Regions from separate parts of the Mus musculus genome. Here all the other regions are linked to region 3. Evidence: chromatin loops called from intact Hi-C (ENCODE). Cell type or tissue: left cerebral cortex. All regions are shown on one strand. Each heading gives the region's core, and the rest is flanking DNA. Links, peaks and the distances in the headings are about the cores only.

What was found. Peaks named below come from ENCODE experiments on the same cell type or tissue, not always from the same donor. Only the 100,000 strongest peaks of a DNase experiment are listed, where the experiment ranks them.
Region 1: it touches region 3 in a loop (4-fold over the local background); 2 of 42 quality-filtered maps call a loop at or near these places.
Region 2: a loop joins it to region 3, with 7 times the contacts of the local background. A loop is called at or near these places in 3 of 42 quality-filtered maps.

What each region holds. Positions count from the first base shown.
Region 1 is chr1:76,066,547-76,076,905 of GRCm38, forward strand. All of the region lies in intron 5 of Gm32622 (a long non-coding RNA gene), which reads left to right. Among named protein-coding and RNA genes, the nearest start is that of Gm32737, 23 kb to the right of the region's middle. In left cerebral cortex, for the core only: a CTCF peak has its summit at 4,241; DNase peaks (open chromatin) are centred at 2,100, 2,695 and 4,386; H3K27ac peaks cover 2,327 bases.
Region 2 is chr1:76,479,427-76,489,785 of GRCm38, forward strand. Gm17751 (predicted gene, 17751) reads left to right here and starts at 9,707. Exons shown (of 5, transcript NR_038013.1): 1 at 9,707-9,788. In left cerebral cortex, for the core only: a CTCF peak has its summit at 5,138; DNase peaks (open chromatin) are centred at 4,430 and 4,979; H3K27ac peaks cover 1,291 bases.
Region 3 is chr1:76,423,470-76,433,828 of GRCm38, forward strand. No RefSeq gene overlaps it. Among named protein-coding and RNA genes, the nearest start is that of Gm17751, 60 kb to the right of the region's middle. In left cerebral cortex, for the core only: no CTCF peak of the experiment used is centred there; a DNase peak (open chromatin) is centred at 4,189; H3K27ac peaks cover 1,203 bases.

The DNA of each region.
Region 1 (10,359 bases), core at 1,771-6,770, 360 kb before region 3:
TTGGATTCATCAGCAATGTCCTCTTTTCACATACACTTTGGACAGACACTTTGCGGGGAACCTAGATTAACGTGGTCACTTTCCCTCATCACTGTTGCTTTGGCTCTAGTGTGCCAAGTCCCCTCTAGGCTCACGTATTTGAGCACTTGGTCCCTAGCTGTTGGCACTGTTTGTGGAGGCTCTGAACCTTTTGGATTTGGGGCATCATGGGTAGATGAAAGATTGTAGGGTTGTGCCTTGAAGGTTGTAGGCTTGCCTCTTATCAGTCCAGCTCTCTGCTTCCTAGCTGGGGACCTGATGGAATCAGCTGCCCTGCCCCTGTTTTCCTGCAGCCATAACCTACAGTGGTCCTTGCTGTGTGTTGTCCTTGCTATTATCAACTGTGGTCCCCCAAACCATGAGCAAGACTGAATTCCTTCCCATTCTTAATAACTGTAGTGCCTAATAGCTATATGATATTCTATTTGGTTCTGATCTATGACCAAGACATACGGTCTTCTACTTATATGACTATCATAATTTCCAGATAATATATAACAACAGTTTGAAAGTGGCTAGAGTGTCCCATTTTTTGATGCAGGGCAGAGGTCTGGTTGGCATGTCTGTATATCCATTTTAGCCTTTCCTTGGGGCCCTACATGAGGTCTGGCAGGGACACCACCAGAATGGGTACTCAGTTGCCAATACCAACTCTCTAACAGCCCTCTCCAACAGGGTCGGCCTGTGTTGACCCCTCCCACAGCCCAGTGGCATCTTCTGCTGGGTGTCTTGTGCCTTTCATCAATCTCTCTGATCCTGCACTGGTATCTCCTCACCTGTTTTGTCCTGTGCTCTTTACCCTGATCTTTGTTTCCAGGTTGTTGGTATCTGAAACCTTCCAATTGTGTGGGGAATTAGATCTTTTCCTGTATATACATCACCTGTTATAGGTAGGCTCCATGCTGCTGCCTGTTGGTGGCTTCCATCTCTGTGTATTTATAGGGTTACCTGGCAGTTAGGAGGTGAGAGAAGAATCATGACAAGGTAGACCTGACTGGTACCTCTGCTCTGTCTCCTGTCACTTTAGACCAATGACAAACTTTTGACTATATTGTCTGCTGCTTTAGTTTTGCCTCACAGATCTCATGCATGCCATTTTTCTTTTGGCATCCTCTAAATCAGAGCTATAAGGGGAAGGAAATTCTGGGAAGAGCCATTCCCAGAGCAACCAAGTTTGATTGTGTAGAATAATCCAGCACAAGGCTTGCCTCTGGGGAATGGAATGAGAGTGTTATGAGATGTGATACTCAGCACAGAAGCACAGGGCTAGCTATGAATCTTTCAAAACACACACATAACACACACACACACACACACACACACACACACACACACACCACACACACACATACCACACACACACACACACACACACACACACACACACACACACACACACACACCATACATCACACACACCACACACACACACCATATACACACACCACATACACACACCACATACACACACCACATACACACACACATACACAGAGAGAGAGAGAGAGAGAGAGAGAGAGAGAGGGAGGGAGGGAGGGGGAGAGCGAGAGAGAGAGAGAGAGAGAATCAGAGCTTCTATAAAACATTAGTAGGCTCCCTCATATCTTTCCATATAATTCTTTTCCTCTAGATATTGCTGATGATCTTGCTTGGTTAAAAAACAGCAGCAGAATAGTGCATATATATATTTGCACATGCATACATTGCTATCATGCATTTCAATGTATATATATATATATATATATACATATATATATATATATATATATATGTTTTGAGTCTATGCAACTCACCCCATCTGGCTTATTCTGTGGGCCCTATGCCTTTAATGATGATTCTTTAACCTCTGCCAAAGACACCCAGGGGACAGGAGAGCCCAGAAGGAGGGCTTGGTGAGAGAAGGGTGGAAAGTAAACTCCCTGGGAGATAAAACTCATGCAGCACACAGGGGTGCTTTGTTCCATTAATTTTTATAGGGAGAGGCACGCCCCCCACTGCTTTATCCTGCCTCTCCCTCAGGCACTAAGCCAACTGTGTGTTCTCATACTGACATCTCTGCAAATAGCTGGGGAAGGAAGAGGCAAGCTTGAGATACGTGCATCAGTATGGAGGCCGCGGCCTGAAACCCTTGCCTTGCTCCGGTTGGTTCTAGGTCTCTTGCTATCGAGTTAGGACCTCCTTGATTTTATTTTGAATCTGACTAAACAGCTAAAGTCTGATATGCAGAGGACAGAAGAAGCCATTGGAAGCGAATATCTGCCTTTCTTTCTTAGTGAACACCAAGTGTCCCAGGGGCAGGGCACTGCGCCATTTGGAGAGGAGAGTGGTGGTGGTGGACGAGTTACCCTGATAGCACCTGAGATGCCTAAATAATTTCTAAATAGCATAGGGCAGAGACCACTGCCTCCTCCACTGCATATAAACGAGTCCTCAAAAGATCATGGTCGTAGAATTCAATCATGTTTTCCTGGAGCCACGTGACCCCTTTCCTCTGGTACCTCACACTCTCTGGTGGCTTGCTCATTTCTTATGTCGGGGACTCAAGGGTTGATTTGTATCCCTAGGGACTTGCACTCCAGCTAAGATGGAGTAGTGCCTTCCACGCTTGCCAGACACCTCAGTTCTTCCCGGCAAGACATCTGACCCCATTTCCTAGTCTTCCCCTGGCTTGTTCTATTCCTGTCAACATGATTGCCTCTTGTGGATGTTTGAATACTATAACATTTGGTTAGATGGTCCATGTCTGGAAATTCCTTCCCCAGGGAGCTCAGAAACAACCCACTCAGCATCTCTGTCTAAATTTCACTTCTCATCCACGATGCCAGTGCCAAGCTATAACTGCCCTTGCCCTGTTACACATATGTGACTGGATGTCCTTTGCTTGCTCCACCCCCACACCATCTATTGGCTTCCAGGACACTGTAATTTATTTCTCCGTCTCGTCTTCCTGTTTGTTCACTGTTTACATACACCTACTCCTCTGTCATTGGTAAAGTAAGCCCTCCTCAGGCCGTCATCTGATCTGCTTTCTTCACTGACGTGACCTGAGTACTCACAGGCGGTTCACATTAGCTATTTGTTGATGTTTGTTGGACAGTGTTTCATGAAGAAATTGCTTGGAGTTCTTGTCATATGTTTGCATGTCAGCCAAAGGCAACTTCCAGCGAAGTAAGAACTGAGTGGAAAGGTGAATTCCACAAATTTACCTCAGGAGCCTTATTCCTGGACCATTCACTTGGCCTGCTAATAATCCTGACCCTCGTGAGACACAACAAGAAAGTGAGTCCTGGCCATTGCCTGCTGTTCTATAGAAGCCACATGACTTGTACTTGGGCTTCATGGAGGCTTTAAGTGAGCAGAGCATCTTTGGAAGGCCCAGGGATGTTTTGAAAGTTCTGCAACTGGTAAATGATATAGAGGAATCTCTCACCATGAATCCTGATAGCCAGTCTTTTCCTTCTTCATCCAAGCTAGTTTTGGGACCCACAAGAGGAAGGTCAAGGCAGAATGGCTGGGATGACATCCAGAAACAGGGACCACAGGGATTCCAGGTTTACCATATGTTAAGGTGACCATGAGGCTTACCCAACCATGATGGAGGATTTTGCTGTCTGTGTGTGTGATTTCAGAATGAGCAAGGTGGTGCTGTTGCTAGAGATTTTGTTATTTTTCATTTAATGGTTTTGTTGCATATGTAAGTAGCGTCGGTTTACATGGAGAGCACTGGTTAGAATAATAGCACGGACTGTAGGTACTACTGCTTACAGCCTGTCTGGTTTGCTGGGCCATTTGTGTATGCATGTGTGTTGGGGGTGGTGCTCTTTAGCAGAGTGATTCTCTCTTTTGAGAAAATGTCTCCCTTTGTAGCCAAGGGTAGCTTTAACCCCTGGTCCATCTGCCTCAGCTTCCTGAGTTTTGTGACAAGCACGTGCCATACTCTGCTTCAGAGTAGGAATTCTTAGCAGGAGATAATGGCAGCCATCATGGGAACTTGGAAGGATGTTCAGCTGGCATCTTACAGGTAGAAAGCAGAGTGCTGCCAAACATCTATAGTGCACAGAACATCCCCATAGCAAATCACGATCTTGTCCAAATATTGGGGTGCTGAAGAAGGCTTGAGAAGCCTTGCCCCCCAAGAATGGCAGGAATGAATGACTGTTTCTGTCTTCCTTTTCTCCTTGTTTTTCTGAATCCTGCCTCCCCTCCCAGCTAGAGGGAGTAGAAAGAGGACTGGAAGTCTCTCTTTAGAATGTTTCTTAGGAATTAATTGGCAGAGGGAACAAGGAGTTCCAACCTCCCACGTCCGTCAGCTCACCACCTGCTGCAGCATCAATTATGTCTCGGCCCACGCCACGCCCGAAGGTTGGAGAGCTGCCGTGTGGTACTGTCGGTACTGTGGGGCTGCAGCCTTTAGACACCTTCCATGAGGCAGGCAGGGATGAGTGGTGAGCAACAAGAGGGGAGGCCGGTACTCCGTGTTGTCAGCAGCCGAGGAGCCCAGGGCGTCATGTAACCCAAATGAACTCCGGGTTTAATCTCTGCCTCTGACAGCTCCCTGGAATCGCAAGAATGCCTGAGGATATTTGTTCTAGCTCTTCCATTCAGTACTGAAATACTTTCCAAATGAAGAATAATGCTGTCAGCTACTACTCTGAGAATTAGCATATGCCTGCCGTTTGTTTCTTTCACCAATGGAGCCAGTTACAACCTCCCTTATACATAGTGTAGCGTTTCCCAGTTCTCAGAGAACAGGAACAGAAATGATCTCACATGCAACGGTTTTCACTGAATATTACATCTGAAAAAGAAGAACTTACTTTAAAGGGATTTTCTTTTTCCTGCGGTATTGGTCAGCAGAGGGGGAAGGAAAGACTCTTAAAACAATTGAGATTTCCATTTCCCAAACGCCAGAATGGTTAATGGATGGCCAGAACATTGGAGCCCTGGGGTAGCAGAGCCCTAGCTGTGTGCACAGCACTTTTTGCGTTGTCTTCTTTGTTAGTCCGGGATGAGCTAGTCGGATGGAGGTTCCCCTTGTTTAGATAACTTACTTTGCCGAATTCTAAATGTAAAGAATGGTCTCTTCTGCCGTGCCTTTGTTTAAAGGACTTTGCTGTTTGGCTTTCCTTTTAGTGTCCAAGACCCTACAATTTAGATGCCACAGCAGGTTCCTTTTTCAGGGGAAGTCCTTAAATTCTGGTGTCCCTTGAGGTTCCCTTTGAGTTTTCCACCTTTCCCATGTGCACATTTTCCATAGGTGGCTTCAGCTCTGCCCTGGAATCAGTTGCTGTTCAGCTCCTGTCTGTGTCTTTTTGATGGTGGTGGTGGTGGTGATGATGATGGTGATGATGGTGATGATGGTGATGATGATGAATGGCAAATCTATCCTCAGCCCGATGGATGTTTCAGTGTAGAGTGAGTCTAGGCTTGGATGGTGGGAAAAGCAAGACTGAGGGTGAATGTTGACTATTGTCCTTTTAGGTTGGATGTCTCCTTTGGTAAGAGTCCGATTTCATGTCCCAGATCCTGAGTTCTGTCAAGCTCTGCACTCTCTCAAGATTTACCACAGTGCCCAGCAACAGCAAACACCAAGAGGAAGGAGACTTCAGAGATGCTGAGTTTCTGTGAAATGCCTCCAGTACAACCTGACAATGGCTCCAACTATCACCTATAGTTGATCAACATCCAGCCAGGGGACCCTCAGTCTTCGTTGTACAGTAGAATAATCTAGAAGCTTTTTATAGACAGAGGTTAAGGCCTCCTTCCAGACTTCCTGAACCAAGACAATCAGGATGATGTAGGAAGATGTGCCAGCCTTTTTGTTGTTTGTCTGTCTGAAAGACCAATAGCTTGTAAGTAACCGACCAGTTGACTTGTTTCTTGATGAGAGTCCATCTTTAGCATTCAGTAGGAAAATAGGTCATTCCTACCGTCGGTCACTAGTTTAATACCATGGTCACAATGGCAAGTGACTGCTGTGTGACCAGGGCAATCATTTCTACCCACAACTTCAATCCAAATCCATATTTATTTTTGATAGATATCAAAGTGTATGTGTGTGTTTATATGTGTAAATAGTACATTTTTGCTGATCTAATTGTATGTGCGTGTGTCTTAGATACTGACTTAATTCATTATTAAAGCAGAAGTGTGATTCATTTAACTGTATTGAGACTGGGGAGCACAGTAATGAACAAAATGAATAAACATCCTTGCCCTCACAGAACTCAGGCCTTGGAGGAGACATCAATAGACAGGATAGATAAGCAAGATTTAGGACACATCCAGATGGCAGCAGGGCTATGTTAGATCTCAGTTGTTGTACAACAAATCTTCTGCAAACAGAAAGGCTAAAATAATAACAACATATTTGTTTACAGAGTCTGAGGGTCATAAGTCAAAGAGTAGCTAAGCTGGATGTGTGCAGTTTAGACTCTTGTCATGAGAGCGAGTAAAACTATTGAGAAGGTCTGTGCTAAGATGGCTTCCTGGGGCTGGAGGCTACTCTTGTAGGAGTCCTCAGTTGTTCTTCACATGCTGGCTTCTAAGAACAAGGAGAAAGCCAACCTACTTTATATGACAGCAGTCATTTCTGTGCACTCTATTTGCTGAAAGAAGAGTCCTCAAGTAGAGTTTATATTTGCAAGAAGAGCTGTTTTTAAAATCACACAAAGGTCAAGGGAATATAATACAGCAGAGGGACGAGAAACAAAGAGCTGGTGAAGGGTAGATACTGTTGTTGGTAAGCTGACAAGGAGGTCAGACTGGAGTGGAAGTTTGGGTGGGCTTGGGGTGCAGGTTTAGTCAGGAAGGTAGCCAGGGTTCATGGGAGGCCATGGGGCAGGTCTTTAGAACTATTGTTGGGACTTTGGCTTTTTCTTTGAGTGAATGGGAGTTAACGGAAGCTTTGGAGGGTGATAATTTTATGCCTCCCAGAATATAAGGTATAGGGAGCCAAGTAAAACCAGGGAGACCAGTCAGTGGCTCTTGAGGTAATCAGGAGAGATTGGTAGCTTGGGTGTGGTGTCTGTATGTGCACAGATGAGGCATGGTGGGTTGTGGCTGATTTGGAATACAAGCTTCAAGATTTGCTGATAGGTTGGACGTGGGGTGTGAGAATATAAAGGGAAATGAATAAGGATTGCCACAAGGGTTGTACAAGTGAAAGGATACAGTCGGTGTACGTTATGATGCTGAGGGAGTGCTGTATGCTCAGAAGCCGAAAGCGCAGAAGAAGCACAGGCATGTTCCCTGCAGATGAGCTTGTTTCTCTTGAATATTTATAAACCAGGAAATAGACTCTGAAGCAAACAATCCTTGGTTTATCTTTTATTTATTTATTTATTTATTTATTTATTTATTTATTTTCTATTGTCATCCAAAAAACATTTAGAGACAGGTGTGAACCACAGAATTTTCACTGGCCATCATTGCTAGTGACCTGAAGGAGCAAAAGGATATTTTCTGACAGTGCCTATAAATGACTAATGTCTATGATACCCGAGAATGTAGAAAAAGGGTCTATAAGGTGACCTCCTGCATGAAAAAGTAGAGCTGTGAAGAAGTAAGCTATACCAGATTGCTCTCTGTGCCAGACAATCTAGGATGATCTTGGTCATTCAGTCAATTATTTTCCTTTTAGATACTTGAAGATTAATTTATTTATACTTTCCTGGCACAGTTAGTTATCCATTGCCTGATATGCTCTAGGTGTGAGTTGTTCTAAATGCCAGCTTGTCACAGCCTGTGAAGAGAGCCTGAAAAAGAGAATACTTAGGTAGGGTTGGCCTATGGATATGTCTTGGGGGGTGGAGTTTGATGTAGGAAGACTCAGCCTATTGTGGGTGGCACCAATCCCTGGGCTGGCTGGCAGGCAGGCAGGCAGGCAGACAGGCAGGGGTGTGTGTGTGTGTGTGTGTGTCTGTGTGTGTGTGTGTCTGTGTGTCTGTGTGTGTCTGTGTGTGTTTGTGTCTGTGTGTTTGTATACTGTGTAGGATAGGAGAAAGCTAGATGAAACAAGCAAGAAGAATGGGTGTGTGTGTTTCTCTCTGCTCTTTAACTACGTGTGTATGATCTGGTTAGCTGCTTCACCATGACTTCCCTGCTATGCTGAACTATAACAGGGAATTGCAAGCCAAATGACTCCCCTCCCCCCTTTCTGCCCTGCAGTTGCTTTTGGTCAGGATACTTTATCACAGCAACACAAATGAAACTAGGACAAAGTGATGATCAAGATTCTGACTTAAGGCAGGAGGAGAATTAGGTTGAATCACATGAAATGGCTGATTTTTGACCACGTGGGGTCTACCAAAATGCCTCTTTCATGTTGTTCAAGATTCTGTTTTATGAGAAATGCATGTACAGACTGCTTGCTCTAGATGCCACTGATGCATATACTCACACCCAGTGCCAGAAGGTCCCTTTGCCTTCAGTCTCTAATCATGTGCCCCCCTCCCCAATAACACCATTGTTCTTATTTCTGTCTTAATACTTGCCACAGACGCCTATTTTAATTTCAGCTCCCTTCCCTCTTTTCCTGTCCTCTGTGTAAATGGAACACAGCTGCTTCCTGTCACCTGTGTGCATGGTGTTCCGTCATGTACTTGAACCTGTAAGGTCGGATTATGAGGCATGACTCGGCCTGAGGATGTACTTTATTACTGAGCATATCATATCTTATCTGGCTAGGGTATCAGTTTAGAGCATTAAAGTCCAGCCTGGGCCAGCTGAGCCAGTTATAAGTGTGACTCTAGGCCCCAGCTGTGTGGATCTTGCAGGAATATGCTGTCTTACCCATACCATTTGTGACAAGCATAAGCTACTGGTAATAGTGTCTCAGCCTTGAGGGCAGCTTTAGCCAAGGCGAGTTTCTAGTGATGATCATCATCTGATAATGCTCTTCAATTTCTTACTTCAAAACGGAAGGTCTGTGAACCAACCCAAACTGTCTCTAGGTACACAGGCAATTTTGCTTAAGATTGCAGCAAGAAGTAGTGTGTTTTCTCCTTTCCCTTGAATTCACCTGCATTTTTTTTTTAATTCCAATACAGCATATGCTCAGCTCTGCACTGTTCACAGACTTAACATCTTATCACTCTGCTGGGAAGTTACTCTCCCCCTGCCATTATACAGCTTCTTTCATGCTCCACAACTTCACTTTACATTATCTTTTTCTAGACAACAACATTCTCAGAGGTTTTCCTGAGTTAAGTAACACAATTACACAGGAATAGCTGCAGGATGTGTCCGGACTGGAACACAATGATCGTGCTGTGGGAAACAAGGAGGCCATTATTTTTGCTGTCTTACTTAATTAGTATTACACACAGCATGACTTGGGTCTGATCCATACCCAGTTTATTGGGGAGAAACACTATGAGGTAGAAAGAATGTATGTAGATATTGAAAAAAAAAAAGACTTGGTGGGGGTGGGGGGAGCGGTGATGGAGGTACATAAACATCTAGATGAACAGAGAGAGCATCCCCGGCACCTGCATTCTCAGCGACTCAGTTGATTGCCTCAAAACCCATTAAGCTGTGTTTTTCCTCTTTCTTTATTGCATTTGGCTACAGGAGCAGTGGCTGATTCTTGCAACCTCTATTGTTTGATTGCATCCATTGCCTCTCGAAAATCTGGGTCCCTGAGTCCAGTTCCAACTCCAAATGGAATTGGTGCGAAGGGAAGGAGAGAGATGCAGGCAGGCTCTTGCCAGGCAGGGGATGAACTCCATTCCAAGCGCTTCTCCCTTTAATGAGGTTCTGATGTGGCTCTCATTCCTCCGCAAGTACCAGGCTGCATCCGGACTGATGGCTGCACTTGATGGATAATTTATGCAAACAGAACACAAACAAGAAGTCATTAAGCCACCCAACAAGGGTCCTTGACTTTTGCAAAACCAAACAGTTATTCTGATCCTGATGAGTTTAATTTTACTTTGGGTTGAGTACCGATGAATACATTATATTTAAAATAAATATAATACTATCAATATTCATGATCAAACTGAATGTCATTTGGTGTTTGGTGTGGCTTTTTTTTAAAAGTTATACACAGAGCTTGATGCTCAGAGAATCACAAAATTGTGCATATTTGGAGCTTTAATCCTATGTTAAGTCTGTTTCTGATACATCCTAGGGTAGCCAGAGGAGAACAGGAGGAAAAGAGGAATACTCTATTTGCATATCTGTAACAACTTGATTTCCCCCTTGTTTTCTCTCTTCAGCTCTAGACTAAATATGAAATTGAATTTGAGAATTTGATATAAGGAAACTATAGCCCACTGGGCAACATAAAGAAAATTGATGCTGAATGTGATTTTG
Region 2 (10,359 bases), core at 2,140-7,139, 56 kb after region 3:
GAAATTTATAGAGGAGAAAGTTGGGAAAAACCTTGAAGATATGGGCACAGGGGAAAAATTCCTAACAGAACAGCAATGGCTTGTGCTGTAAGATCAAGAATTGACAAATGGGACCTCATAAAATTGCAAAGCTTCTGTAAGGCAAAAGATACTGTCAATAAGACAAAAAGGCCACCAACAGACTGGGAAAGGATTTTTACCAATCCTAAATCTGATAGGGAACTAATATCCAATATATACAAAGAGCTCAAGAAGCTGGACTCCAGAAATTCAAATAACCCCATTAAAATGGGGTACAAAGCTAAACAAGAGTTCTCAGCTGAGGAATACCGAAGGGCTGAGAAGCACCTGAAAAAATGTTCAACAGCCTTAATCATCAGGGAAATGCAAATCAAAACAACCCTGAGATTCCACCTCACACTAGTCAGAATGGCTAAGACCAGAAATTCAGCAGACAGCAGATGCTGGCGAGGATGTGGAGAAAGAAGAACACTCCTCCATTGCTGGTGAGATTGCAAGCTTGTACAACCACTCTGGAAGTCAGTCTGGTGCTTTCTCAGAAAACTGGACATAGTACTACTGGAAGATCCAGCAATACCACTCCTGGGCATATATCCAGAAGAAGTTCCAACTGGTATTAGGAACACATGTTCTACTACGTTCATAGCAGCTTTGTTCATAATAGCCAGAAGTTGGAAAGAACCCAGATGTCCCTCAACAGAGGAATGGATACAGAAAATGTGGTACATTTACACAATGGAGTACTACTCAGCTATGAAAAACAATGAATTTATGAAATTCTTGGTCAAATGGATGTATCTGGAGGATATCATCCTGAGTGAGGTAACCCACTCACAAAAGAAGTCACTTGATATGCACTTACTGATAAGTGGATATTAGCCCAGAAACTTAAAATACTCAAGGTACAATTTGCAAAACACAAGAAAATCAAGAAGAAGGAAGACCAACCTGTGGATACTTCATTTCTCCTTAGAATAGGGAACAAAACACCCATGGAAGGACTTACAGAGACAAAGTTTGGAGCTAAGATGAAGGATGGACTATGCAGAGACTGCCCCACCCGGGGATCCATCCCATAATTAGCCACCAAACCCAGACTCTATTGCATATGCCAGCAAGATTTCGCTGAAAGGACCCTGATATAGCTGTCTCGTGTGAGGCTATGCCAGTGCCTGGCAAAAACAGAAGTGGATGCTCACAGTCAGCTATTGGATGGATCACAGGGCCCCCAATGGAGGAGCTAGAGAAAGTACCTAAGGAGCTGAAGGGGTCTGCAACCCTATAGGTGGAACAACAATATGAACTAACCAGTACCCCCGGAGCTCATGTCTCTACCTGCATATGTATCAGAAGATGGCCTAGTAGGCCATCATTGGGAAGAGAGGCCCCTTGGTCTTGCAAACTTTATATGCCCCAGTACAGGAGAACGCCAGGGCCAGGAAGTGAGAGTGGGTGGGTAGGGGAGCAGGGTGAGGGGAGGGTACAGGAAACTTTCAGGATAGCATTTGAAATGTAAATAAAGAAAATATCTAAAAAAAAAAAAGAAAGAAAGAAAGAAAGAAAGAAGAAAGAGAGAGAGAGAGAAAGAAAGAAAGAAAGAAAGAAAGAAAGAAAGAAAGAAAGAAAGAAAGAAAGAAAGAAAGAAAGAAAGAAAGAAAGAAATGTGCAACAGAGTCTGGAGATTGGTACCCTATGAGGAAGAGGCCAGTGAACAAATGCTACACTTCTGGTAGCAGTTTTGGATTGTGGAGGGCAACTGTGGCCTTGGTTTCTGAAGAGTGTGGGAAGAGAAGGTCTGTTTAGTTCTAAAAGTGGATAGTTGTTTAGATATTGATTTCTGACCATGGCAAATGGAAACTGCAAATTCCTGTCTCCTGTCTCCCTCAGCTCAAGCACTCAGTCTGCCTCCTGTTTGGTGCTTCCTGCTGCACTGCTACATCCCAGTTCTTATGTGCATGGGTGAAGTCCATGACCTTTGCTACGTCAAAGTTCTTATGCATTGCATGATTTTCACTGCCGACTTAACTATCCTTGACTAGGCCATATTTTCTTATTTAACCCCCCTCTGATTTTGTTCCTGAAGTTTCAAAATTACTTTAGCATTGTTTTTATTTCTCTCTCTCCCTCTCTCTGTGACTCTCTCTGTGTGTGTTCATGTGTGTGTATATGTGTGTTTCATGCCACTTGTGTTTAGGCATCAGAATAAGGCATCAATTCTCCAGAGATGGAGTTATAGACAGTTGTGACCCACCTAACATGGAAACAGAACTTGGGTCCCTGCAAGAGTAGCATGTACTCTTAACCACTGAGTCATGTTTCCAACACCTCAGTTAATTTTTAACTTTGAAAAATGTGAAATGTGTGTGGGGAGAGGGGGGTTAAAGGTTGACACTGGATGTCTTCCTCTGTTGTTTTCTATCTTTTGAGACAGGGTCTCTCATTGAACCCAGAGCTCCTTGATCCATCTAAGCAGGCTAGCCTATTATCTGCCGGTATCTGCTTACTGCTGCCCCACAACACTGAGGCTTTACCAACATTATGCTTTTATATACCTGCTGGGGATGATAACTCAGGTCTTCTCCTCAGGTCCTACATTTTAAACATTGTTAGCGTTCTTTTCTGTATATTTGTAGACCTCCAGCATCTCCATCATATTCACATTAATAAAAGGATTAAATGCATTAACTCCACTCTCATTTTCCTTTGGTGATTTCACTCTGGGAATTTTTGTCAGCTTTTCACAGTTTGTGGAGAGACAGAAAATAGAAGCACACTTGTCATTTTCAAGAGAGAATTGACCTTCTGTATAAAACCTAGCCAAAACAAAACAAAACAAACAAACAAACAAACAAACAAACAAAAACAAAAAAAAACAAAGGCATAAAAAAGAAATCCTATTTTATGTACATCTTTGAATTATATAGAAAGTGCATTTGAATGGTCCAATAAATCTATGCTTCTATGTAAGTTTCCATATACCTATATTGAGATAAAAACAAATGTGTATGCTGGGTCAGCCTCTTTAAAGACAATCTTGAAGTTCGTTGAAAAAGAAAACCACTTACTGGTAACATTTTCTTTTCTTGACAGTACTCGCTGAGTCAAGGAACCTAACCAACCATTTTAGCTGCTAGCTCTGAGTGGCAGGAGTCAGGCTTCTCTTAGCCCTGTTCACAGGGCTTCATTCTGTCTCTATCCTCCTGGAACAAAGGGTCAGGTCTGGAGATGTTTTGTATAAACCATCACAGGTCTCCAACCAGGAACAGAATCCACGTCATGTTCATATTCTAGACACTATGCCCTAGAGGCTAGTGTGCTCAGTTTCCAAGAAGAGTAGGCATGGCCTCTTTGTCATCAAAGCAGAGTTGTAGGAGCCACTGGGGCCACACTGGTTGGACACAAATCTGGCTGAGATTCTCAATGCTGGTTCCTCCACTTCCCACAATTTCCCTTTGGGCAGCCGTTTCTCACATTTTAAAGAGAGTATTTGGTAGTGAGGATGCCGACTACCTGAAGTTACATGAAAGTTGAATGCACTAAGGCATGTAAAATGCCTATGAGTGCCTGTCTTATGATCAGGATTCAGGACATAGTGTAGACTATTATTATTTTAATCTATTTATTCTCAAAATCATTGAAAATTGGCTTAATCTTTTTTATTCACATGTCCAGACTCTTTTACAATCTGCTCAAAGGATCCTTCAGACTATTCGCTGGTGAGTTGGGAAGATGTCCTTTTAGATTTTAAAGTAATTCTATGCTCTCTAACTTAATAAAAAATACTGATAGTGTGTAAATATAGGTTATACATTCTCCCCTACGTGTAGATTTCTGTGTCCAAAAGCTGACAGTTAGCCAGTTAAGATAATTCAAGAGACTGAGAAAAATTACTTCCTCAAGGTATTGACATACGTTGCCCATGGGGTAGTATTAATATTCTTGGAAAAATTAAAACTGATTTACCCAAAAAGCATGTTTTCATGATTCACCTATGGATATGTACATGCCTAGAGAAATATATGTTTTGTGTGTGTGTGTGTGTGTGTGTGTGTGTGTGTATACATGCTATTTCTTCTTCTTTTTTTAGTCAAATGCCACCATGCTGCATATGTTGTCTGCAAGTTGTGTTTCTATTCGGTGGTTTGTTTTTTGAGATTGATCCATGCCAGTTTGTGTAAACTTAATGCACTGCTTTTGACTGCTGAATACCACGCCAGCAAATAAATATGCTATATCTTATGTATTGGCAAGTCGTCCGGATTTCCAATTGTCTCTAAACTTAGGATGTTTCAAGAGGGGTGTCTGAGTCATGTAAGCACTTAGGCACCGCCTCAAAACTAGTTGTCTATCCATTGCTTTCAGCAAGTCCCTCATTCTCCAGTGGTGAGGTGTGTTTTCTTCCTTTGTCTCCCTGCAGACACCTGGCCAAGCGCCCTCAGCTCCCATCTCCTCCTTAGAGGATGGAATTCTCTTGAGGTCAACGCAGAGACCCCAGGCAAATGCTCAGAGGCATCAGGTGCCTTGGTCTGTCATTCATACCATGCCCAGCCACATCTGGTCCTGAGAGAAGGTGGGCTGAAGCGTTTCAGTTGCTCCTCTGGTCTCCAGCCTTACGGAGCTGCTATGAAATTAGACACCAGTGAATTGTTCAGGACATGTTTTGGACAAGTAAACTCAACCATAAAATTATAAATACTAGTCATCTGAAGCTCTGAATGGTTGAGAGCAATAGCTAATTAAGTAGATGGTGCAGTGCGTTTTACTTGCAGAATGCCTTGTTGGAGAGACAGAGGCTTCTAGGCTGGCATCAGGTCAGCACAGAATCTTCTTCTCGGGGGGAAAACAGATTTCATCTTGCAATCCACGATGCTCTGAAATTTCTAATTTGAGGCTCTGTGAAGAGATGCACAATCTGGTGCTTCATGCTCCATGGTTGGATCCACTCAGGCCCATCTGCTCACTGGGAAAGACTGGAGGATGCTTTCCTTTTGGTATTTTAATTTCAGGTGTAGGTGTTTCAAAAAAGGCAGCTACTAAAATGAGTCTTCTTGAGATATGTGATGTAAATGTTTAAGTCAAGCGACAGGATGGGTTTGGCTAGCAATTCATACCATCTAGTGCTCCCTGCAGGAAGCTCTGGTGGGCATAGGCATTTAAGACAGAGTGAACTTCAGGCCTGTCTTTCCCCAGGAGTCGAAGGTATAGAAGGCTGATGGAGCCTGTGGCCCTGGAGCGGTCAGTGAAATGAAGTTCTCCTTTGGGGTTTTCAGATCCATCTCTGACTTTTGCTTTTCAGATTTCTGTTGGTTATAGCTGTGAGAAAAGGTGCTTTTGTGCTTGGCTACTTGAAATCTCCTGGGAAGCATCCAGTTACCATCCAAGGCAAAAGTAAAGGTTGACTCTCTAGGGCTGTGGGGTTTTGTTGTGTTTTGTTTTTTTTTTTTTCTTGTAGTTTGTCAAAAGCTAAATTTTATATTTTTATCTTCGTATTTCCTGAAAAAGAATAGAACACTATTAGACTTATTTCTATCAAGGCAGCTGGTATGTGAGAGCATCAACCACCCTGCCTTCCCCAAATAATCAAGGGAACCAACCAACCAACCAACCAAACAAACAAACAAACAAACAAACAAAAAACAACTCCACCAAAACAAGCAAACAAGCAAGCAAGCAACAAACAATAAAAAACAAAAACATAATCAAAAGCAAAGCAAAACAAAACAAAAATGAAAGCTGAGCTAGATATGGTGGTGCACACCTTTAATTCCAGAACCTGGGAGGCAGAGGCAGGTGGATCTCTGTGAGTTTGAGGCCAGCCTGGTCTACAATGCTAGTTCCAGGACTACCAGGGTTGTTACACAGAGGACCTTCTGTAATAAGGTCACAACAAGAGAAACAAATGAAGAAAGAAAGAAAGAAAGAAAGAAAGAAAGAAAGAAAGAAAGAAAGAAAGAAAGAAAGAAAGAAAGAAAGAAAGAAAGGAAGAAAGAGAGAGAGAGAGAGAGAGAGAGAGAGAGAAAGCAAAAACGAGAGAAAAAGAAAAAGGAAAAGAAAAAGAAAAAAGAAAAAGAAAAGGCAAACAAGCAAGCACACTGGTTCAAATCCCAGCTCTGGTGCTTTCCTTTCCTGTGTCTGAACACGTTTCTTAAATAGTTCACCCTTGGCATTGTTTCTGCTACTGATACAGACAGCATTCTCTGCACTGATGGAGGGAATGGATGGTGGACAGTTGACACAGCCTGCTCTGAGCCATCTCTCCTTTGAGGTCAGCTCTGTTGAAGATTGTCATAACTATGCTGACACAGTTTAAAGCCTAGCACTGTAACACCTCCATCTAGAAGAGAATGATGCCTTGCTTACTGCATGGCAAAGGCTGATAGTTTTGTGAACTTACTTTGAGTATTTTTACCTCAAGATCGTGCCTCAGTTGCATCTCTCTGCTAGTTTCCTCTCTTCTAGAACACCAGGGTATTTGTATACTTGTCATCTTAACCAGACACTGGAATGGGGAAAGGGTTGTTTTATTTTGAAAAAAGGCCTCACTATGTTGCCCAGGCTGACCTTGAATTTGTGGACCTATAATCCTTTGTGCCTCAACCTCCCAAGTCCTGAAATTACAGATCTCTGTCACCAGGTATCACTAAGAGAAGATTAAATAAGTTAAAATAGACATCATTTGATGTTTAGAAGGGTATTTGAGTCTTTTTTTTTTATTTTGGCAGAGTTTGGAAGTGAAAACTATAAAACTGGGCTCTACAATACATTCATAAAATAAAAATGATGGATTTGGGGACAATCTATGCCCAGCTAGCTCTCAAAATGGCTAGATGCCTGGTAGGAATGCCAATGATACTGGAACAGTTACAACATAGCTAATTTTTTATAATGAAAAGAGAGGTCTGAGATCATTTTCTTTTGGATGTAAGATGTTTCTGTGTAGTATGACTTATTTAAATTTTCTTTTTGGTATATTTTGCTTATTGGTGTGTGTGTGTGTGTGTGTGTGTGTGTGGTATGTGGTGTGACCCTGCTACTCCTATGCTGTTACAAACTAGGCATTCCATAAATGGCTCAACAAGTCCACTTACACTTCTCCTCAGTGACTATATCTAGGCTTACAACTTCTATCTCTGCCATCTATGTGGCTCTGCAGTTCATTTACATAGACCACATTGTCCAGAAAAAGGCTGAACTCAGTCTTGCATTTCCAAGTGTCTGTTAGCAAGCCACTTTCTTTGTGTCACTGTCCCTGAGAGGTTAAAGTCATTGAGGTCCATGCTGAGATGCTGCAGTGACAGAGAAGATGCCAGTCCACAGGCTAACTCAGTAGATTTGGGTCCTCACTTAACTCTTTCAGGCCTCTGTTTTGGTTTTGGGTTGTTTTGGTTTGCTTTTGCTTTGTTGTAGCTTATAGCATACTGTGATATATGTTGATAAATCTCAAGAGCAGCTTAGAAGCTTGAGCACATCAATTAAAGGAGGAACTGTTCGTCTCTCCCTCTGTTTCCTTCCAGAAATCCCTGGCTCTTCTCTTTTGCAGCACCTCTATCTTCCATTACCTGCTTATCCCTGGCACCTCTGCAAGTCAGCCTGGGGTTCCTAGTGCCCATGGGATGCCCAGAGGCCCATACGCTCTCAGTGGAGCACAGGCTTGGCCCTCCCCCTGGCAGCAGTAATAAGGAATTATCATCCTTCCTGAATGTTCTCTATGAAGGAGAAATTGCCACTTGAAGCTTTCTATGGAATTTCAGCTGGCTAATCAAATCACTTCAACCGGTTTACTTTGAAAGGACTTAATTTTTATTTTTACTAATAAATTAGTGAATTTATTTCTTCCAGATAGCCCACTCATATTTTAATCTGAGCTTTCAGAACGTAGTATGTTTGTTGAATCAAAGCAAGGGTTGCTGTGGAGGTGATCTGACAGGTTTCGGGTATTATTAGAGTATTAGAGCAAGAGGAGACTCTCCACGCTACTCAGGTGATGCTTTGCACAGCAGGCACTCACCTGCCCTTAACTCTCATTGACTGAGTCCCTGACTCAGGGTATTGCTCTGGCTGGGAGGCCTCAGTACAGTGCTGTATCTATCCCATAATAAGCTATGTCACTATCGTCATGGAACATAAAGCCCCTGTGCCTCACGCAGACTCATCATCTGTCCTTCACAGTTCTTAGAGCAGTGATTCTTCTTCACCTGTGGGTTGTGAACGCCTTTGGTTGCAGTTCAGCTCTTCTGGATATGAGAAATTTACATTATGACTCAGAACAGTAACAAAATTACAGTTACACTTGGGAGTGAGAATTCTCATTGCAGTCTCAGGCAGAGTTTACTTATGATATAAAAGACCATTTTCACTTTTCATGTTTTTTTTTTTTAAATTCATTTTACATCCCCATCACTGCGTCCCTCTGAGCACCCACCCACACACACACACACAATCCCTGCCTCTACTCATTCCCTTTCTCCTGTGAGAGGGTAGAGGCCCTCCCTGGTACCTCACGTCTCTGTGGGTTTAGGGGCATCCTTTCCCCCTGAGGCCAGGCAAGGCAGCCCAGCTAGAAGAACATATCCCACAGCCTGGTAGCAACAACTTTTGGGGTAGCCCCTGCTCCAGTTTTTGGAGTCCACATGAAGACCACATGAAGCTGAATATTTGCTATATGTATCTGGGGAGGCTAGGTCCAGCCATGTATGCTCTTTGGTTACTCTCAGTCTCTGAGAGTTCCAAGGGTCCAGGTTAGTTGACTCTGTTGGACTTCCTGTAGAGTTCCTATCCTCTTCCGGGTCCTCAATCCTTCCCCCAACTCTTCCATAAGTGTCTCCAAGCTTCCATCAACTGTTTGGCTGTTGTTTGTTTGTTTCTTTGAGTTTTGGGGATATGGTTCTTTGGTTGGGGGTATTTTGTTATTGTATTGGATTTTTTTGTTTGTTCATTGAGAAAGAAGTTGGGTGGGGCTGGAAGGGGAAATGATCTGGAAGGACTCGAGGGAGGGGAAGACTATGGTCAAAATATATTTAAATATAAAAATTGTTTTAAGTAATAAAAATAAAGAAATAAAAAAGAGAAAATGTCTCCAGAAGATCAGACAAGCCTGTAGGATATTCTTAATTAGTGATTAGTCGGGGAGGGCCCAGCCCATTGTGGGTGGGGAACTACAAGTCAGTATAGAATTGTCTTCTACACTAGAAGGAATCTTAGTGTTCATCAGTTCCTGGACTTCTTCCTCACCACAAAGGGCTCCTTTGAAAAATCTCAGCACATTCTTCTAAGACAGTAGTATATTATCACTTCTATCCACATACCATTTTAAAAGAATGATAGAGTTGTTAAAGAAAAATAGATAAATAAATAAATAAATAAATAAATAAATCCTTAGATATAAGAAAGGACCTGGCTTTAGTCCACTCCATGTGGTCCACTTTACATTAGGGAAAATCAAGGACCATTTAAGAAACAGTATGTCCTTAGGACTACTGTGCTGGCTAGTCTTATGCCAACTTGACACAATCTAGAGTTATCTAAATGGAGGGAACCTCCACTGAGAAAATGCCTCCATAAAATATAGCTGCAAGGCATTTTCCTAATTAGTGATTGACAGAGGAAGCTCCAGCCCCATTGTGGGTGATGTCATCGCTGGGCTGATAGTCCTGGGTTCTATAAGAAAGCAGGCCGAGCCAGCCAGGAGGAGCACGCTAGTAAGCAGCATCCTCCTGTGGCCACTGCAACAGCTCCTGCCTCCAGGTTGCTAGGCTGTGAGACCTCAAGTAAGTAATCCACTCTTTCCATTAAGGCTCCTTTTTCTGAACCTTCCCAAATCCTACCTCCTCAGCTGGGAACCAAATGGTCAAACACATTAATCTATCTATGGGAGACATTATACCTTCAAACCACAAAGACAGTTTGTTCAGCATATCTAGGTATACAGTTAGGGCCCCCTCCAAGGGGAGAAACCCAATTTCTCTAATTCCCACTTGCATCACTTCCTAACCCAAGCAGCACCCATCCATTCCTGAGGCTTGTTGCACTGACCCAGTGCATCAAGAGGTTTGCTCAGAGCACCTCTGGGTCACAGAAGTGACACATGTATCCTATTGTGTGTGGGAATGATCAAGCTTGCACATCCACTCAATAAAGCAAGAAAATAGGTCACTTTGCTTTGATTGTCATTTTAAAGCTTGCTTCTATAACTAGCAGTGAAACCTGCCTTCATTGAATTTATTATTGGATGGGAGCTGAGCTTCTGTGTGTTGATGGCATAACTCCAGGGAGTCACCCTAGCACTTGAACTTTAAATAGGCCTCTCGTGCTGTATTCATTTCTCCATGCAAAACACTC
Region 3 (10,359 bases), core at 1,908-6,907:
TTGTAAGAATCAGAGAAAAAGCCTGGCAGTGGTGGCACATGCCTTTAATCCCAGCACTTGGGAAGCAGAAGCAGGCGGGTTTCTGAGTTCAAGGCCAGCCTGGGTCTACAGAGTGAGTTCCAGGACAGCCAGCGCTATACAGAGAAACCCTGTCTCAATAAAACAAAAACAAACAAACAAACAAAAGAATCAGATAAAAAGATAAACCATTTTCTGCTGAGGGTCATATAATAATTGTTCATTATTGTGTAACATATTGACTGTGTGTAGATATTCAATTTTGATACTGAATCATGTACATGAATGAGTGGGGCTTTATTTCAATAAAACTTAATTTACAAAAATAGGCAGCAGACAGACATTTTGTTCATATAGAGGTTGTGGTTTGCCAACCCCCGATATTCTACATAGATCAGAGATTTTGGAGAGAGTTGAGCACAAGTCTCTTTATAGCCAAAGAAGCTTAGTTAAACTCAAAGTCAAACCCCTATTTACTCCAAGATATTGGGGGGTCATATATGAGACCCTAACACCTTGCTGGACTCTTCTAGAATGTTCACAAGGCAGTATTATTGACAATCAAAAGGTGAACTTCAATGAATGAGAAATGGATAATGGGTATTATTTTTTGTGCTTGGTCTGCTCAGTACTTGCTATGCTGTCTTTGTTTATTGGATATTTGGGAAGAAACAACTGAGCGCATGTTGTTATGCTCAATGCAATTTTATCTTACATTGGTCTCAGCATCAAACATGCCGTCAAGATACTTTACAAAGAAAAATGTTTTGATAAGACATTTAAGAACATTTTTTTGCTTCCAACATTAACAGAAACTTTTTGCCTGGTAATATCTAGACCTAATAGTGTCAGATATATATAAGAAATGTTTTGTACTTTTTCACATCTTCCATGAAAGCTGAAATTGCATATATGCTATTTGAAGCACCAAAAAATAATGACATAATTTTGTAGCATTAGAATAGATTATCTTTTAGCATATTAAAACAAAATCATATCAGCTTATTGTTACCACATAAATTACAAAACCTGACCTTCCTTTTAAGGTCTAACAATCCACTGCAAGCATTTATGGGAATTTTTCCTTAGTACAATGAATTTTATGATTCTACATCTTCAGAATAATTGAGATTTTTTTTTTTTTTTTTTTTTGGAGGCAGATTTAACACTTTGCTTACTAGAAGCAAAGTGAATGAGTTAAAAAACCTAACTGATGTCAAGGTCTAACAGATGTTGAGATCCCAAGACAATCACTGTATGCTAGGATTTTAAATTTTGTTTTATTATTTTTAAGTACATGTATATGTGTGTGTACATTTGATCGTGTGCGTGTAAGTGCGGGTGCCTTCAGACATTGGATTCCCTGAAACTGAATTCATAGATGGTTTGAACAGCCTGAAGCAGATGCTGGCAACTGAACTCAGGTCCAGCGCAGCAAGTACTCTTATTGTCTTATTGTCTTATTGTCTTATTGTCTGTGCCATTTATTCAGCTGTGGGTGTGAGTTTTTCTATTATTTTATGTCCAGTGGGGGTATGGTGTATTAAGAACAGAATACAATCAAGTATTAGAAGTGAAGATTGCATTTCCCCAGAAACACTTTCAAGAAGGAACAAGATAATTGTAAGGAACACTAAGGACATTTTGTGCTTATTTAGGAACACATCAAAAATAAAAAAAGATATGCCCCAAACTAGTCCTAATGTTTGTAAATTTCTCAAGGTGGGAAAAACCTATACTGAGCCCTCTGCTTGTGACTTTCTTGAGATCTATAGGAGAATGAAAGAATAAGGAAGACTGGACAGGACACATGAATGAGCTCAGAAGGCACCTACTGCCCAAGTAGAATCCAGATTCAGGCTAGTGTGGACAAGATAAGCCAAGCATCTGTCAAAAACACCAACCATCTAAACATATGTCCTACTCCATTTTCTCATGACTTATAAAGAAAAAAATCTTTTAATTAAAATGTGGTTACATCACTTTCCCTCTCCTCCTTCCAACTCTTCTTATGCTCCACTACACTGCCTTCTGAGTCTCTCTGCAGAAAAATCTTCAGCTTGAGAGGACTTGCTCTGTTTAAGCTTCCAGCCACTACATTATGGCAGCCTATGCCTATCAAATGGTTCATGTGCCAGGACAGAGTCTTGGATCTTGCCCTGGGTGGAACACTCTTTCTGATCCAGAGCTCATTGGAGGATTGGCTGAAGTCTCTTCTGCCAATCATTCACAGATTATGACATTTTTCATTATCTGAGCCCTGATTGGTCACACTTTCTTCACCCATCAGTCTTATTGTTGAGTCTTTCCTAGGGAACCCAAGTTATGATGGCTACTAAAAGCAACGTTTACATATTTGAAAGATGTGGTGTCATTTATAAGTATATACAGAATAGTTATCCCTATCCTCAAGTGAGTGTGACTGATATTATCTAGTCATGAATAGAGGAATATCTGAATTGGAATGAAACATAGCTCCAAATACCATTAAGATGATATGCTAGTCTCACTAAAAGCCTTTTATTGGATCACAAATAAAGGAGACTATGATTTTAATATACTATTTTATTAGTTCCTTAAGAATTTCATACAATGTTTTGATCATATCCACCCTGTCTCTTTCCAGATTTACCTCCTCTTCCCCAACCCTCCCAAATTCATGTCTTTAAAAAAAAATCAAAACGTGTAATTATTAGACTGTAAATTTTTTCCTTAAAAAAATAAATAAAAGCTGGCTGTTAAATGATGTTGAACTAGAAGAACACAAAAACAATCCTGCCTGGGTCAGTCACAAGACTCAGTTTGACCAGAGGGGTAGTTTATGAACCTAGGAACGTAGTACAGAGAAAGAAATCCCAGGAGGATATTGATGGTGATTCTGTAGTCCTATGGAACTCAGAGCTTGAGTAGCAGCCTTGCCGCAAACCCCCAGATGTCCTCATGTAAAAAGTGTTCATCTTCCCCTGGGCATTTGTTTTGGGAAGAAAAGGCTCAGAGTGCCCACCTCCCAGCTCCACTCCCAGCCCTGGGTGCCAGCTCATCCCTGTGTCTACTCAGTGCACCTGGGTAGACATACATCCTGCCTTGTCCAAACCTATTTTCTTCTGGGATTTTGAAGCTGGAGAGTGCATAAAAGGAGGCAGTGGGGCCAAGAGGAATTCAGATTACCATCTGTAAGGATAAAAAGTGGATTATTGTGTCAGTGGTACCTATTCCCAAGAGATGCAACATAGTCTGCCTTATTTCTTGCTGGCTTTCCATGTCCGGTTCTTATACGTCCATCATGTATCTGTGACTCCAAGGGGCTTATAATTAATATGGGATTTAAATTAAAATAATATATGTATGTAGGTTTTGCCATCATGTATGTCTGTGCACCATGTTGGTACCTGGTATTCTTGGAAGCCAGAAAAAAGCATCAGTGCCCCAGGACTGGAGCCACAATATGTATATTTGAGATGATCAGAAATCAGATTTCTTGCTCATGAATATTTGTATTGACTCAATTACCCAGCAGCCCGGTAGAGCTACCATAAGAACAGAGCCTTTCCCATGACCTGTCTCCCACTATAGCCACTATACCCATTATAGCCCACTATAGCCACAGCCCTATACTATGTAGAAGAAGAAGCAAAACACCAAGTGCAGCACTTGAGAACCGATGCTTACCTGTGCTCATATGTGTGCATTTTTGAATGTTAAACAAAAAGATAGCAAACATGTCTTACATATATCGAGTATGGAGTCTAGAAGAAAATAAGGACATAGCCTCTTTCCTGAGTAATGAGGAACTCAGGTGGCTAAGGAGATTGGGCCCAATTGTCCTGGAGCCTTAGGCATGTTCTAGATGTTGAATGCTTCTCTGATGACAGCTTGTTTGTCTCTTTCTCCTAAAGAAATGCAAAATGTGCAGAAATGCTTTTGGCTTGTGTGTTTTTTGTAATTGTTTGCAAGCTGGCTGAATGGTAATTCACTGGATCTTATTTTGTGTTTGAAGATGCCCCAGCTCTGTTCAAACATTTTCTACATTTTTCTTCATTTGTTACCTATTCACGAGAATAAGTCAAGCCCATGTTTTCCTCACTTCAGAGGCCACTGAAAGAGTCTGTTCCCTAACCAGGCCTGCAAGGATGGAGAGTGGGCGGGATGTGCGGAGAAACACGTTCCCGAATATGTTTCACCCACACAAACTGGGATGGAAAGAAGAGCTCTGTACCCGACAGGCTGCTCTCACAGAGCCCCGACTTCTTCCCACCTCCTTACTTCAAGTTTTACAAGTGAGAAAACAGGGCACAGTCTTCCTAGTGCAGATCAAATATTTTCAGGCTATTTTCAACTCACTGCTAGCATATGGCCTAAGGACTCCAGAGAGGAATACGGTCAAAGGACTTTCTTCCTTCTTCAGTCTTGATATTTAACACTATCCTAAGTAAACAGGGGATAAAGAGAGTCAACTTACTCTAGGTGGTTTCTGTTCCGTGCTTTTCTGTGTGAGCTCTAGTGTTCCAGTGTGGGAAGTATTTGTGTTTTTGGATATCAGGAGAAACAGTGAAATGAATCACAGGGTCTTCACCAGGATTGTTTCAAAATATGGAAGTAAGATTTTTCTGGATTCTTGAGATACTCTTTCTGGTGACTTATACTATGAAGTGACTGGGGGTCTTTTAGGTCTATAATAATTCAGTTTTGATGTTACTGTAATTAATGTATGCATTTGGCTGGCCCAAAGACAAACAGGGGTTCTACAGAGGGAAAGACAGTTCTGGGCCTCGTCACCTTCAGCTGCACAAGGAAGTCTGATTCCCTAGTAAAATCAGGCTTAGAATCACTGCAGGATAATGACAACTGGAGAAACAGAAGTGTGTGTGTGTGTGTGGTGTGTGTGTGTGTGTGTGTGTGAGAGAGAGAGAGAGAGACAGAGAGACAGAGAGACAGAGAGAGAGACAGTCAGAGAGACAGTCAGAGAGACAGAGACAAAGAGACACACACAGAATCAGTACAGAATCATGATAAGCCGAGAAACAGCAGTCTGTGTGTCTCTGTATGTGTATATGAGAGAGAGGGGGGAGGGGGAGGGGAAGGGGAGGGGGAGGAGAGGGGGAGAGGGAGGGGGAGAGAGAGAGGGAGAGAGAGACAGAATCAGTGCAGGATCATTACACCCAGAGAAATAGCAGTGGAGCGATGGACTTAGCTTTTCTCTTTACTATTCCCGAGTTTGGTTACTCCCACTAGGTAGGATGATCTGCTGACATACCAGCAGCATGTACACATGAAGTTCTGCAGAGCCCTAGCAGGCAGACCTGCTGGGTGATTGTGATAGCTCTCACCTTCTTCCTTCTCCCAGGTAGTTTTTCAGGCAGGTACCTCAACATTTCTGATAACTGTAGAGCACTGAATACTCTGAAAAATATTTTCCTATCTTCTCTAATTAAGCACTAATATCACATGCTCAAGTGCTAATAGCTTCATTCTGTGAAAAGTTGAGACTGAGAAAACCCCCTGGGATGAATGACTTGAAAAGAGCCCAAGATTTTCTGCTGAGTCGTGGCAAGAACCTTCCTTCCTTTAATCCTCTTTATTTTGACTCTGGAACTTTTTCTTGGGGTCAAGACAGTATTATTGTTATCATTACAGGCCTCTATTAGAAAAACAATATCAAGCCATATCTGAAGGGAGCGCCATACATATTCCAATTGAATCTGTCCTTACATGCCAAGTAGGGATGCTGCCACCATGTTCCAGAGTTGACACAAACCAGTTCTACAGGTAAAGCCTTCTGTAGGTGGGTGATGTCTCTGGGAGGTCAGAAGCTGGACAGAGAGGTGTTAGTGTGGGAAGAGGCAGAAGGAAGCTGTTTACACGGAAGATATGTCTTAGGCAATGTTGTGTGCAATCATAGTTCATCAGAAGGAAATGAAGGGCAGAGGAAGAAACAAACACTCCCACCAGAAAGAAAAGTAACACAATTACTAGAAGAAACAAAGATGGTGGCCCATAGATCAGACTCTGTGTCAGATTTTACCCAGGACTGGCTGGTTGTGATGTCCAAGTGCTGAATGAAATTAATGGGCCTTAGGAAATCCATGTCTCTGATGGCATTTTGGCCTAGTCCTATGTGTCACATGAGTAAAAATTAGTGAGAGGAAATTAGAAATACAAAGGTTGGCTGGCATGTAGATAGGCAACCAGGATTTTTGACCCACAGATATATGTGTGTGTATATATATATATATATATATATATATATATATATATATATATATATATATATATATACACATACATACATACATATATATATGTATGTATGTATGTATGTATGTATGTATATATGTTGGCTGGGACACTCCTTTTGAATCCTGTTTTAATATTTGACCATCTTTATTCCTTAAGAACAGTTATCAAATTTGTTTCCTTGTGTCTGCCTTTATTGATTACAAATGTCCTCAAATGTCAAGACCATGGAAAATGGCAACAGACTATCAATTCCTCATGTTAACAAGCACCACATTTATTCCAAAAAGATCAGGAAAAATAGGGGGGGGGGGAAGAATCACCACACAGATGATTTAAATCATACAGTTTAGAAAGATATGGAGAAGCAGGCTTTGGTTAGGGTGCAAGCTGCTTAGAATTGAATTTAATTTAAAGATGGACAGTTTTCCTATAGGGTAGGCATTTCTGTCTTCCTGAAGCCAGAATAGATTCCATCCAGATGCCTCATGTTTTTGCCCCCAGAGCAAACATTACATGGGAACTGAGCTGAAGGAGCCGAACAAAGCAACCTTGTAAATTCTAAATTCGGGTGATTGCATCATCCAAGTCCTAAACATATTAAGAGTTCAATCCAGCTTTTATTTTTATTGAGCATTTGTAACTAATTCCCACTGATCAAAGACAATTTAGTCTCTCTCTCTTCCCCCAACCCCTTGTTTTTCTTTTTGGCAAATAAATCGTATTCTGGAAGGATGACATGGGAATCACTCTTCTTTCCAGCGGCCATACAAATCTGCTATTTCAAGGAACGTGAAATGGAGGGAAGCAGTGCATTTTGGGAATTCATTAAGTGGATGAATTCATTAAATGTTGGAAGGAGATAATTTAGACCTTTTTTGTAACGCAATAATTTGCAACTGTATAATTATCAGGGTTTGCTTTAGTCTGGGACAAAAATCTGATATTTATACTTAAATGAAAATTATCTACCACTTATACTGACAAAAATATGAGCTCCTTATTTGTGGTTCTTAAGAGTGTGTGAGGTTACAGGATCTCCACTTTGCCTTTTCCTAATTAGGACTTAGTCTGGGGGTGGCTAGGATAAAGCAATGCAGCCCAGGCTACGGATGGTACCTGTGTAAGGCTTTTGATATGAATAGAAGTGGAAAATTGAATCTGGGTAAAGAACCCTAGACCTTACTCCTGGTCCCTGCATAGATGTTATGGTCTTTTGTTGAAAAATAGCAAAGGCTACAATTGCAATGAGCCTGGGGAAGATATATGTATCTGGGGTTTAGGACTCAGTCAATCGGGGGGGGGGGGAGGACACAAATGCCATGACTTTTTATTTGGTATGATGTGCAGAAATGGGAATGTGAGGAGCTGTGAAGTATATTCTTTATTAAAGAGAACTGTACCTCTAATAGGTTATTATCAATGACATAAAGGAAAGATGACATTCATTGGTTGCTGCCCTACCCTCAAATTCATAAGCATTGTCCTTCTTGGTAAACAGGCTTTCAAAGGACACTGGGAAGTTCTTCTCTGAGCTCTCAGAAGTGACCAAGATGACTGTCTGTTGACCAGGGAAGTCTGTTTGCAGGACGTTTATCTTCATAGCCTTAGTCTTAATGGCTAGGCCTCCCCTAGTTTACAAACATGAGCTCATATAGGACCACAGTCTTTACATGAGGATAATTGTGTGTTTGGTCTCTTGTGGTACACTGTCCTTTGCTTTATCACATGGTTCCCATAGGAACACTGTGAGGAGTTCCTGTCTCACATTGTTGATGTGGAAACTGCTGTACCAAGAAGCCAAGTGACCAGGTCGGTATCTCAGGGCTGGATGGTGGAGTTCAGCATGCATCTGTTGACATCAAAGTTATTCTTTGCATCCTCATGCTTGCTGATGCTTTCTGAAGGTGATCTGTCCTCTCTGAATGTCTTTGTTGACAAGTTATTGTTCCAAAGTGACACCCACCTCTTGGGACAATAACCCAGGCAAAGTTACAAAATGGAGGATTGTATTCTCCCTTCTTAGTCAGTAGAGTGAAGAACCATTGACTGTGCCTTGGGCCCATGGAAATTCTGTGCTGGAAGTATGTTGATGAGCGAGACTTTTGTGTTCCACAGGATGGTAAATGACTGTGAACAGTTATAATGTATTTTAGGTAAAATAACATCCCTAGGCAGGGATAGATTCTAAATATCCCTTCTTTGTGAAACTATTTATTAAGAGTTCATTTCATGGAATTTCAAATAGGTAGAATTCTCTGAATGGTGATTATTAGTGCAGGACCACAGGGGCATGGGAGCTGGGTGGAAAGAAATAAGGTGTACTTCCAGAGATAGGAGATAATGAGCCAGACTTGGGCTCTTCACTGGATAGATTTAATTGTCAAGTTGACACAATCTAGAATCAATGGGGAGTGTCTTATGAAAAATTCTCTAGATCAGGTTGGTCTCTGGGCATTTCTTTTTAAAATTTTTTTTATTAGATATTTTTTTATTTATATTCCAAATGTTATTCCCTTTCCTGGTTTCCCCTCTAAAACCCCCTATCCTTTTCCCTCTCCCCCTGCTCAACAACCCTGCTTCCTCACTCACTCCTGCTTCCTGGCCCTGGAATTACCCTTTACTGGGGTGTAGAACCTTCACAGGACCAAGGGCCTCTCCTCCCATTGATGACCAACTAGGCCATCCTCTACTACATATTCAGCTAGAGCCATGAGTCCTACCATGTGTCTTCTTTGGTTGGTGGTTTAGTATCAGGGAGCTCTGAGGGTACTGGTTAGTTCATATTGTTGGACTGCAAACCCCTTCAGTTCCTTGGGTACTTTCTCTAGCTCCTTCACTGGGGACCCTGTGCTCAGTCCAATGGATGGCTGTGAGCATCCACTTCTGTATTTGTCAGGCACTGGCAGAGCCTCTCAGGAGTCAGGTATATCAGTTTCCTGTTAGCAAGCTCTTGTTGGCCTCCACAATAGTGTCTGGGTTTGGTGGTTGTCTATGGGATGAATCCCCAGGTGGGGCAGTCTTGAAAATGGATATGGGAAGACCCAGCCCACTGTATAACACACTATTCTCTAGGCAGGGCTCCTGAGCAGTATAAAATAAGAGAAGACTGTATGAGAGCAAGAAAGCAAGCAGACAAGCAACTGACGATACACGCATTTGCTTCTGTCTGCTCTTGACTGTAGATATGAGGTTACCTGCTTGACCTCACCTCAATGATGGGCTAGAAGCTAGAACTGTAAGTCAAATAAATTTCTTCCTCAATTAAGTGGCTTGTCAGGGTGTTTTTTCCCAGCAACAGAAATAAACAGCAGCAGGCATTTGTATGGAAACATCCTCCTTCTCCATCAATTCTTGATTCTTCTATACTCCCTCCCCATTCCTTCATACACTCACTTATTGGTAACAGTAAAAGGTTTACTAGGACCCAATAGCGTTGTACCAATTATAAACAATTGTTTCCTAACAGCCTATTCAACCCCGTTCAGGAGGGGCATCCTTTTTTTTCTCACAAATTAATCCTTATACATTTATGTTTGGAAGTGTGCTGTGTTCTGACTGAGCCTAGTAGATACCAGTTTTGCTCTGGATTCATGGTAATGGAATACATACTTCTTTTCAAATGCATTACCTAAAACATTGCAAAAACATTTCAAAGCACCACTAGTTTACTTCCCCAAAGAAACCATGTGTAAAGGTCTTAGAGTTGAAGATTCTTTCTGAGGGAGAATGGGTTCTAGTTACGTCTATGGTTCCCCAGCTGGGAAATCCGGCGGAATATCCTCCTGTTGCCATGGCTGTGCCTAGATATTTGGAAACGATAGCTGAGCCATGCAGCACAAAACACATTGAAACAGGCCTGTCAAGTGTCAATTTATACGGAGGGCAATGGAATATATGCTGACATCATGTAATCAAAAGGGGAAAAAAATTACCCTGTGGTGCCTTGCCTGAGAAAAATAGACTGCAACTTAGCAAGCTGCATTTCATGGTCCCTGAACAGAATGACAATGCCTTCCTTTATTTAGTCAGGAAGCATCTATTTAGCTCTATGATGGTGGTTTACAAATAAGCAAAGTGTGGGCTGCTGTGTGTGGTTTTCCAAAG